Linked DNA regions of Homo sapiens: region 2 is linked to region 1. A link is a contact called in ENCODE Hi-C or POLR2A ChIA-PET data. All regions are on one chromosome and are shown on one strand. Each heading gives the region's core, a stretch centred on a gene start or an enhancer-like site at or near the end of the contact. The rest is flanking DNA. Distances are from core to core; before and after follow the strand shown. Region 1 holds the start of CLEC4M (C-type lectin domain family 4 member M). Region 2 overlaps LOC124904628 (a long non-coding RNA gene).

Evidence for each region. Hi-C counts contacts between places; a loop is a spot of excess contacts on that map. ChIA-PET counts read pairs that join two places held with the same protein, here RNA polymerase II (POLR2A). Pooled maps may share reads with other maps.
Region 2: POLR2A ChIA-PET joins it to region 1 with 10 read pairs in activated B cell. The contact joins the enhancer-like site here to the promoter of CLEC4M in region 1. A Hi-C loop is called at or near these places in 3 of 168 maps with a recorded cell type or tissue (CD8-positive, alpha-beta T cell, GM12878 and mucosa of descending colon), 6 of 37 single-sample maps with no recorded cell type and 13 of 50 pooled maps. POLR2A ChIA-PET finds 5 or more read pairs at or near these places in 7 of 52 experiments (GM12878, H1, HEK293 and 4 more).

What each region holds. Positions count from the first base shown.
Region 1 is chr19:7,760,279-7,765,445 of GRCh38, reverse strand. CLEC4M (C-type lectin domain family 4 member M) reads right to left here and starts at 2,203. Exons shown (of 7, transcript NM_014257.5): 1 at 2,134-2,203; 2 at 1,970-2,053; 3 at 178-261. The coding sequence starts at 2,179. RefSeq lists promoters at 1,882-2,201, 2,180-2,894 and a cis regulatory region at 2,377.
Region 2 is chr19:7,796,746-7,801,669 of GRCh38, reverse strand. The region is part of intron 1 of LOC124904628 (a long non-coding RNA gene); the gene reads right to left. Among named protein-coding and RNA genes, the nearest start is that of EVI5L, 31 kb to the left of the region's middle. Within about 2 kb of position 1,627, at least 4 of the 41 ENCODE cell types and tissues checked have a DNase peak (open chromatin) inside an H3K27ac peak, as active enhancers do.

The sequences.
Region 1 (5,167 bases), core at 954-3,453:
CCCTCTCCTGTCCTGCTCTAGAGTGGGGAGGGGCTGTGGGAGAGGCCCCTACAGACCCCCAGGGACAACATCTTGGCTCTCAGTCCCACCTCCCTCCCAGACCTGGCCACTCCAGGCTCTGTTCATAGCCAAAAGGCCAGGCCTGGGGACCCCAGACCCTCAGAACCTGCCCCTGACCTTGGACAAGGATGGCCACCAGGACCCCAGCCAAGAGCATGAAGGAGAGGAGTTGCAGCACCAGGGCGCCATGGCCAAGACACCCTGAGAGAGGATACATGCGTCAGCCTGCCAGTGTTCCCACCTGAGCCTGGCCCAGGGAGAGCCTGGCCTAATCCCTCAGCACCCCAGGACCCAGGAACCCCAGCCCCAGCCCCCTCCACTCCAACACCTGGGAATCCAGGCCCTAGCTCTAACCTCCCCAGGACCCAGGAACCCCATCCCCAGCCTCTCCCTCCCCAAGTCCCAGGAGTTTAGGTCCCAACCCCCACCTCCCCAGGTCCCAGGAACCCAGGTACCTGCGTCCACCTCCCCAGTGGAACAGGAATGAAAAGAAATTAAAGAATGTGTAAGCAAAAACTCAGTTGTATGTAAGAAAACCCAATTCCCCCTGAGGAAGAGAAAGAGGTGGAATCCTTTAAAAATTAACTGCCTTTTTGGCCAGGCATGGTGGCTCACACTTGTAATCCCAGCACTTTGGGAGGCTGAGGCAGGCAGATCACAAGGTCAGGAGATCAAGACCATCCTGGCTAACACAGTGAAACCCTATCTCTACTAAAAATACAAAAAATTAGCCGGGCGTGGTGGTGGTGGGCGCCTGTAGTCCCAGCTACTCGGGAGGGTGAGGCAAGAGAATGGCATGAACCTGGGAGGCAGATCTTGCAGTGAGCCGAGATGGCGCCACTGCATTCCAGCCTGGGTGACAGAGCAAGACTCTGTCTCAAAAAAAATAAATAAATAAATAAAAATAAAAACTAAATAAATAAAATAAAAAAGAATTAACTGCCTGTTTTTCTGTGTGTGGCTAGTGAGCCTTATCTCTCCCTTTCCCAGGCATTGTGAAGACCCTGTTTCTCTAGCTGTGCAGCTGCAAGGTCACTAGGCAGATAAACTCAAGTTGTAAAACATGTTTTTCCTTGAAAAATAAGAAATGACGTAATGCATGTCTCAATTGAATAACTATCTTTGTTTCTCGCTTCTGTAATATGCTTCCCCCTGCACAGATCTCCCCCTACCCCATGAAATGCTTAAAAGGTAACTTGACTCTTTGTTTGGGGCTCAGTCTTTTTGGATGTTAATCTGACTGGGCTGGTGCACCTAAATAATAATAATAATAATAAATCCTCCTCAACCCCTTGATCTCTGTGATTCCTAAATTATCCTGCAACACCAGGACTCAGGCATCCAGGTCCCAGCCTCCACATCTCCAGGTCCCAGGAGGAACCCAGGCCCAAGCTCCCACCTCCCCAGGTCCTAGGAACCCAGATACCTGCTTCTACCTCCCCAGGACCCACGAATTCAGGCCCCAGTTCTCACCTTCCCCAGGACCCAGTAATCTGGTCCCAGCTCCCACCTCCCCAGGACCCAGGATTCCAGTCCCCAGTTCTCACCTGCCCCAGGACCCAGGAATCCAGGCCCCTTCTCCCACCTCCTCTGGTTCCAGGAGTCCAGGCTCCAGTCCCTACCTCCCATGGACCCAGGTGTCCAGCTTCCAACCCCCACCTCTGTAGGTCCCAGGAGTCCAGAACCCCTCTCCCACCTCCCCAGGCCCCAGGAACCCAAGCCTCAACCCCCACCTCCCCAGGTGTGAGGAGTTCAGATCCCTACCCCGTCCTCTTCAGGACCCAGGAACCCAGGTCTCAGACCTTCCTTCCCCAGAACCCAGGATTCCAGACCCCAACACCTACCTCCCCAGGACCCAGGGGTCTGGGAGGCTCTGTCTTCCACTATCTGCTCCCTAACTCTTGCCTACCTGTAGAGCTCTTGTGGCCATGTATCTGCTGGAATTGAAAGTCTCTTGGAAAAAGTCTGATGCCACTGGTTGTTGGATCTTCTTCTGAATTGACAGACATCAGCTCAGAGCCTGGGCCATCCCTTCCCCTTACCCAGGATCCCAGAGTTCCAACCCAGCCTTACCCAGGAGGCCCAGCTGCTGCACCCTTGGTTCCTTGGAGTCACTCATGTTTTCCCGCTGTCCCCAGATGTTCAGGACTCCTGGGGACCACAGCTTTTATTTTCCACCCTCTGATCCTCACTTTCTAAATCTACTGTCTCTCAGGAAGACAAACAGGAAGCTGGGTAAGATCACATCACCAGAAAGGCTAGTGAAAGGAGTCAGAGCCTGAGATCGGCCTGACCTTGCAGGAATTTCAGGGAGGTGTTGGGGGATGGTCTGGGGTTGACAGGGAGAAGGACTCCTCCACTCATGACATGGTTGAGCGATGGGATGCTTTTAATAAAATTCAATTCATTCTAATGGAAAGCGACTTTGTTATGCCTCCCTACGTAGGGCAGGGGTGGGCAGGCAGTACCGCCTAGTTCCTGGAACCACCATGCCCTCTGACCTCCAGGATCTGCTCTTTTGGTCTGCGGATGCTCTCATTCATGGGAATTTCCTTTGTTTTTGGGAGTTGGAGATGAACGATAGTTGTTTATTTCATACCTATGATAGGCACATTTCCAACAGCTTTATAAAACTCCTTCATTTAACTTTCCTACCCTGCAGTAGATCATGTGACCTCCAGTTTACAGATAGGGGAAAATAGAGGCACTGCGAGATTAAGAAACTAGCCCAAGGTCACACAGCTGGTAAATGGTGGAGCTGAGATTCGAATCCAGGCAGTTTTCCTCCACACTCCACCCAGTTAACCAAAGAGGGTCTAATAACATCAAGGGCAAAATAGAAAGATTTATAGTAACTTTAGTTAGACTATCCCAACCCAAATTGGAACAACCCATGTGGCCACCAGCAGGTGAATGAAAACAAATATCATGGCATATTCAGAGGGTGGAATTCTATACAGTAATGAAAAAGCAAAGTACTGATACAAACAACAATTTGGATGAATCTCACAAGAGTTAAGAAACCCAAACAGAATGAATACATTCTGTAAGATTTTGAGTTTACATGAATTTCAAGAATAGGCAGAAGAACTAACCTTTGATGGGACTCAAATTGGGGGCTTTCTGGAAGGAGTGGGTGTAAACTGACCAGAATGGGGTAGAAGGAAATTTTCTGCTGACAATGTTCCATATTTTTTTCTGAGAAGTGGCTGCATGGATGAATTCATATGTCAAAATTTCTTCTCTTTCTTTCTTTCTTTCTTTTTTTTTTTTTTTTTTTGAGACAGAGTCTCGCTCTGTCACCCAGGCTGGAGTGCAGTGGCTGATCTGGGCTCCCTGCAACCTCCGCCTCCTGGGTTCAAGTGATTCTTCTGCCTCAACCTCCCGAGTAGCTGTGACTACAGGTGTGCGCCACCACATCTGGCTAATTTTTGTATTTTTATTTATTTATTGGAGACGGAGTCTCGCTGTGTTGCCCAGGCTGGAATGCAGTGGTGCAATCTTGGCTCACTGCGACCTCCACCTCCCAGGGTCAAGTGATTCTCCTGCCTCAGCCTCCCGAGCAGCTGGGATTACAGGTGCATGCCACCATGCCTGGCTAATTTTTTTGTATTTTTAGTAGAGACGGGTTTCATCATGTTGGACAGGCTGGTCTGGAACTCCTGACCTTAAGTGATCTGCCCTCCTCGGCCTCCCAAAGTGCTGGGATTACAGGTGTGAGTCACTGTGCCTGGCCCATATGTCAAAATCTCTTGAACTATATATTTAAGACTTGTGTACTGTGTTGTAAATGTGTTATATATCAATTTAAAAATGAGAAATACAGAGGCAGTTCAACATGGCAGATTGGAGGCATCTGGCACTCACCTCCTCCCCAAAGAAGAATTAAACAGTGGGTAGATAATCACACTTTGAATACAGCAACTAAGAGAAAACACTGGAATTCAGCAGAGAAGTGATAGGAAACATCTGTGGCCTGGAAGGAGGGAAACAAGGCAGCTGGCCCAGCCTGGATCAGCTGGGAGCACCAGGTTGGGGGGTTCCCAGTGCAGGAACAGGGTAAGTGAGAGATCCCCTGCAGTGCACATTCCCACCATGAACTCCTGAAATCCTAGCTGTGGGAGAGCTCCTCAACCCTCATGGGCCATGAGACCAGTATAAGGTGCTGCTTGGAGTTCATGTGACAACATTACTCCAGAGAGGGAGCTGACTCTGGGTTCCACACATCCCCCAACACACAGGTAGTTGCAGCACAGTGCCATTTGGAGAAGCCAGTCCCCACCAGACTACATCCTGCCCTGGGACCCAACAGCCCCTGCATCTCCTTGTCCATGGAGTCCAACTGATATCCCTTCAGATCCATCCAGAAGACTACCGCAGTGCCACAGTAGTTGGACCCAGGAATGTAGCAGGATCCCCAGCGCTGCAGCCCACATAATGTCTTACGTACCAGGGAACAGGCAGTGGAGCGCAGTGGAGCACAGTGGGGAGCCTGTCCCCAGGACAAAGGTAGACAAAGTCCCAAGAACTTGAGAGACACCTTCCTGGGGCTGCTGCCATTGACAGCAAACCCCCACTCCTAGCAGCAGGGCCACCTTGCACCTGCAGACACCATGAGGACAGGCTCTTCCCATCCACCACCACTGCAGCCACCACCACCCAAGCACAGTGCCTTTCCCTTCCCGTCACAGCCTGCATGCATGAATGCCACTGGGGGGGCCTGAGGACAGGCCTGCATGGCCTGGCACTGTCCTCCAGGTGGCCAAGCACACTACCAGGGGTCCTGGGGATTGCTCTGCTCTATCAGTCACCCTAGGCACATGCATGTACCATCAGGAGACCTAACAACAGGCCTAGAACAGGCTGGGCATGGTGGCTCATGGCTGTAATCCTAGCACTTTGGGAGGCCAAGGTGGGTGGATCACCTGAAGTCACGAGTTCGAGACCAGCCTGACCAACATGGTGAAACCCCATCTCTACTAAAAATTCAAAATTAGCCAGGTGTGGTGGTGCATACTTGTAATCCCAGCCACTTGGGAGGCTGAAGCAGGAGAATCCCTTGAATCCAGGAGTCAGAGGCTGCAGTAAGCTGAGATCGTGCCATTGC
Region 2 (4,924 bases), core at 378-2,877, 37 kb before region 1:
ATAAATAAATAAATAAAACAAAACAAAAAAGAAGAGCTCACCAGAGCCAGCAGCCTGAAACAAAAGTGCTGGTGGAAAGGTTTATGGGGTGCCAGTTTAGTCAGTCACCCCTGTGTAGGACACCTATGGAAAACTGTAGGGGGCCCTTAGGAGAATCATCTCCGCAAGCCATTAAGTTCCCAGGCCAGAGGGCATGACCTGCTCTGCGGCTTTACACAGAATGCTCTGGGCTGACACACTCCCTTGAAGTGTTGGAACGTGACCAGACATCCTAGCTCCTTGTAAAACCGGCCCCCACCAGCTGCAGCCCGATAAGTTAAAGACTGTCTTAGCAGTTAGACATATGCTTTTAGCTTAAAGGAAATTCATATAACCGCCACTGCTCTACATCTTTCCAATGACGTACGCTCCCGCTCCTTCACCGTTTCATCCCAGCTGCTTCTTAGATCAAAAGATTGTGCTCAATAAATCGTCAGGCAACCAGAACTCTGGGCGTTTTGCAGCCTTCACTCTAGCAACTGGCCCCCTGGGCCTGCTTTAAAATCTTAACTTGTCTTTTCTCATTCCTTTGTCGCCACCGGACTTCAGGTACCCACGGGTAGTGTTGAGGCTGGACCCCACCATCTGGCGCCCAACGTGGTATCTCCAAAACAACCGGGTGAAGGAATGCAGGAGCGTCGAAAATGAAGGACCGACAGATGGAGAACTCCCAAGGACGAAAAGTTTTTTTTTAATTTTTACTTATTTATTTATTTATTTATTTTTGAGACGGAGTCTCGCTCTGTCACCCAGGCTGGAGTGCAGTGGCTCGATGTCGGCTCACTGCAAGCTCCGCCTCCCGGGTTCACGCCCTTCTCCTGCCTCAGCTCCCAAGTAGCTGGGACTACAGGCGCCCGCCTCCACGCCCGGCTAACTTTTTGTATTTTTAGTAGAGACGGGGTTTCACCATGTTAGCTATGATGGTCTTGATCTCCTGACCTCGTGATCCGCCCGCCTCGGCCTCCCAAAGTGCTGGGATTACAGGCGTGAGCCACCGCGCCGGCCAACGAAAAGACTTTTAAGCTCTGCAGGTAAGCGGGGCGCTCGGAGAATTCCAGGGTAACAACAGGAAATTGTGGGTCAGGCTGAGAGTAGACATAATAATTATTTGAGTTTGGTGCGGCAGTTATTGTGCCACTGTGGTTAAACGTGAGCACCCAAAATCTTCTGTCCCTGTTTCAGCTAATAGAACAATATTCTCCTTGGTTCCCGGAACACAGCTCCATGGATTTGAAAGACTGGGAAAAAATAAGGGCTGACTTCAAACAGGCACAAAAAGAGGGTCAAGAAATTCCTTTCTCCGCTTGGTCTGTGTGGGCGGCAGTGAAAACAGCACGTGAGCCTTTGCAGACTGAGGAGGAACCAGCATTTGGAAATGAAGGAGACGAGTTTGACGGTCAGGAGAGTGCACCATCTAGCTCCAGTTTAAAAAAGGCGGAGAATCAGGAGGTTATATATGCTAACCAAACACATATGAAAGAGACCGTCCAACCTACCGCACCCTCAGGGGAAGCTCCGGAATGGCCACCCGCGCCTAAGCCTTGTGAATTGCGGGCATGGAAGCCTGAGACGCGGTTCGCCGCGCCCATTGTTGCAAAACCTGCCGTTAATTACGGTAAAGGGATGATTCAGGCTCAGCCACCAGTTAATTAAAATTCAGGCTCGCCCTGCCGTTCATTACGGGGAAGGAGCAATTTCCCTTAAAAATGGATGACCCAGCGCCCTGTCTGGGTCGAACAGTGGCCGATCCCTAAGGAAAAATTGGGGGCGCTTTATGAAATAGTTAAAGAATTACTAGAAAAAGGACATGTTTCACACCCACTTTTTCTCCTTGGAATTCCCCAGTATTTGTAATTAAGAAAAAGTCCGGCAGATGGCGCATGCCGACCGATTTACTAGCGGTCAACGCTGTAATTCAACCGATGGGAGCTTTACAACCAGGGCTCCCATCCCCCATTATAATCCCTAAAGACTGGCCGCTTGTTATTATAGATTTAAAAGATTGCTTTTTTTTTTTTTTTTTTTTTTTTTTTTTTTTTACAATTCCTTTAGCAGAGGCAGATTTCGAAAAATTTGGCTTTACCATCCCTGCAGTTAATAATAAAGAACCTGCAGCCAGATATCATTGGAAGGTTTTACCTCGGGGTATGTTAAACAGTCTCACAATTTGTCAGACTTTTGTAGGCAGAACTATCCAGCCTGTTAGAGATCAATTTCCAGATGTGTGCAGCAAAAAATAGAGGCCAACTTATTCAATGTTATTCATCTTTGCAAAAGGCAATTACAAACGCTGGATTGCTTAAAGCATCTGACAAAATTCAAACAACCACTCCTTTTCAGTATTTGGGAATGCAAGTACAGGATAGAGCATTAAGCCTCAAAAGGTTCAAATTAGAAAAGCTTCTTTAAAAACCTTAAATGGGCGGGGGGGCAGTGGCTCACGCCTGTAATCCCAGCACTTTGGGAGGCTGAGGCGGGCGGATCACAAGGTCAGGAGATCGAGACCATCCTGGCTAACACAGTGAAACCCCGCCTCTACTAAAAATACAAAAAATTAGCCGGGCGTGGTGGCTGCGCGCCTGTAGTCCCAGCTACTCGGGAGGCTGAGGCGGGAGAATGGCGTGAACCCGGGAGGCGGAGCTTGCAGTGAGCCGAGATCAAGCCACTGCCCTCCAGCCTGGGGGACAGAGCAAGATTCCGTCTCAAAAACAAAAACAAAAACCAAATAAACCTTAAATGATTTTCAAAAATTGTTAGGCGATATTAATTGGATTCGGCCCACCTTAGGAATTCCTACTTATGCTATGTCTAATCTCTTCTCAATACTGAGGGGAGACTCCAGTTTACACAGTAAAAGAGAACTAACACCCGAGGCCATGAAAGAGTTAAGAGTAATTGAAGAAAAAATTCCGCAAGCCCAGGTCAGTAGGATTGACCCAGACTTGCCTTTACAATTCATTGTTTTCCCTACTTCACACTCCCCAACGGGGATTATTGTTCAAAATAATGATTTAGTTGAATAGTCCTTTTTGCCACGTAATACCATAAAAACACTTACAGTATATTTAGATCAGATGGCAATTTTAATTGGACAGGCTCGTATGCGAGTTGTTAAACTTTGTGGCACTGAACCTAATAAGATTATAGTTCCTATAAATAAAAATCAGGTTAAACAGGCATTTATTAATTCAGTTACATGGCAAGTTTATTTAGCAGAATTTGTTGGATGTATTGATAATCATTATCCTAAAAATAAAACTTTCCAGTTCTTAAAATTAACTACATGGGTTCCTCCGAAAATTACTCGTGATGCCCCTTTGGAAGGAGCTGTGACTGGTTTTTTTGTTTTGTTTTTGTTTTTTGAAACGGAGTCTCGCTGTGTCGCCCAGACTGGAGTGCAGTGGCGCTATCTCGGCTCACTGCAAGCTCCGCCTTCCCGGTTCACGCCATTCTCCTGCCTCAGCCTCCCCAGTAGCTGGGACTACAGGCGCCTGCCACCACGCCCTGCTAATTTTTTTGTATTTTTAGTAGAGACGGGGTTTCACCGTGTTCTCAATCTCCTGACCTCGTTATCCGCCCGCCTCGGCCTCCCAAAGTGCTGGGATTACCTGCATGAGCCACCGCGCCCGGCGGGAGCTGTGACTGGTTTTACTAATGGGTCTGGTAAAGATGGAAAAGCGGCAGTCTGGTGGAGACCACGTAATCCAATCACTGGATCTAAATTTACTAGCATTCGGAGAGCTGAGGCTGTTCTGTTTATTTATTAAATTACTTTTACAGCCTTAAGTTCGCTCTGGAGCCCACTCTGTGTGCCTCTTTTTCTTCAACTTCAGCAATTGCCGGACCAAGGTACACATCCTATTTTTATTACACACGTTTGAGCCCACAGATCTCTGCCTGGCCCATTGGCTTGTGGCAAGATCAAGCAGACCTTCAGGTTATGACATCACTGCTTGACCAAGCCACCCAATCACATCAATTTTTCCACCAAAATTGGAGAAACTTATCTAAACAATTTCAACTAGCCCAGAGACTGGCTAAACAAATTATCCTACAATGCCCAGATTACCAGCTGACAGGCACGTTTCCTCCTTAAACAGGTGTTAACCCTAGAGGATTGGAACCTAATCAGTTGTGGCAAACAGATGTTAAACACATCCCTAAATTTTGGAAACTAAGATATGTACATATATCCATTGTTACCAACACTCATCTAATTATTGTACATTAGAAAGAGAAATAGAAAAAAATAAGAGAGAGACTAGAAGAGACAGAAATCAGAAAAAGATGCAAAAAGAAAGACTAAGGAAAGAAATGAAGTAGGAAGAAGGGAAAGGAAATATTAAGAAAGTTATAAAAATGTACCTTTAGTAAGGAAAGTTATAAAACATACAAAGTTAAGGCATGTTGGCTGGGTGTGGTGGCTCACGCCTGTAGTCCCAGCACTTTGGGAGGCCGAGATAGGCGGATCACAAGGTCAGGAGATCGAGACCATCCTGGCTAACATGGTGAAACCCCGTCTCTACTAAAACTACACAAAATTAGCTGGGCGTGGTGGCTGGCGCTTGCAGTCCCAGCTACTCGGGAGGCTGAGGCAGGAGAATGGCGTGAACCCGGGAGGCGGAGTTTGCAGTGAGCCGAGTTCTTGCCACTGCACTCCGGTCTGGGTGACAGAGCAAGACTCCGTCTCAAAAAGAAAAAAAAAAAAAAGAAGAAAGTTAAGGCATGTTGAAGATTGTCTGTGAAAGTCATGAAAAATGTTATAAAAAGGAATTTGTGCAAGAAAGGTTGTATAATTTTTGTTTTGAAGGTCTAAGCAAGTTTTAAAATGATAATTGTAAAAAATTGTGTGTAAACATTTGCTAAAGTTAAAAAGGTATCATCC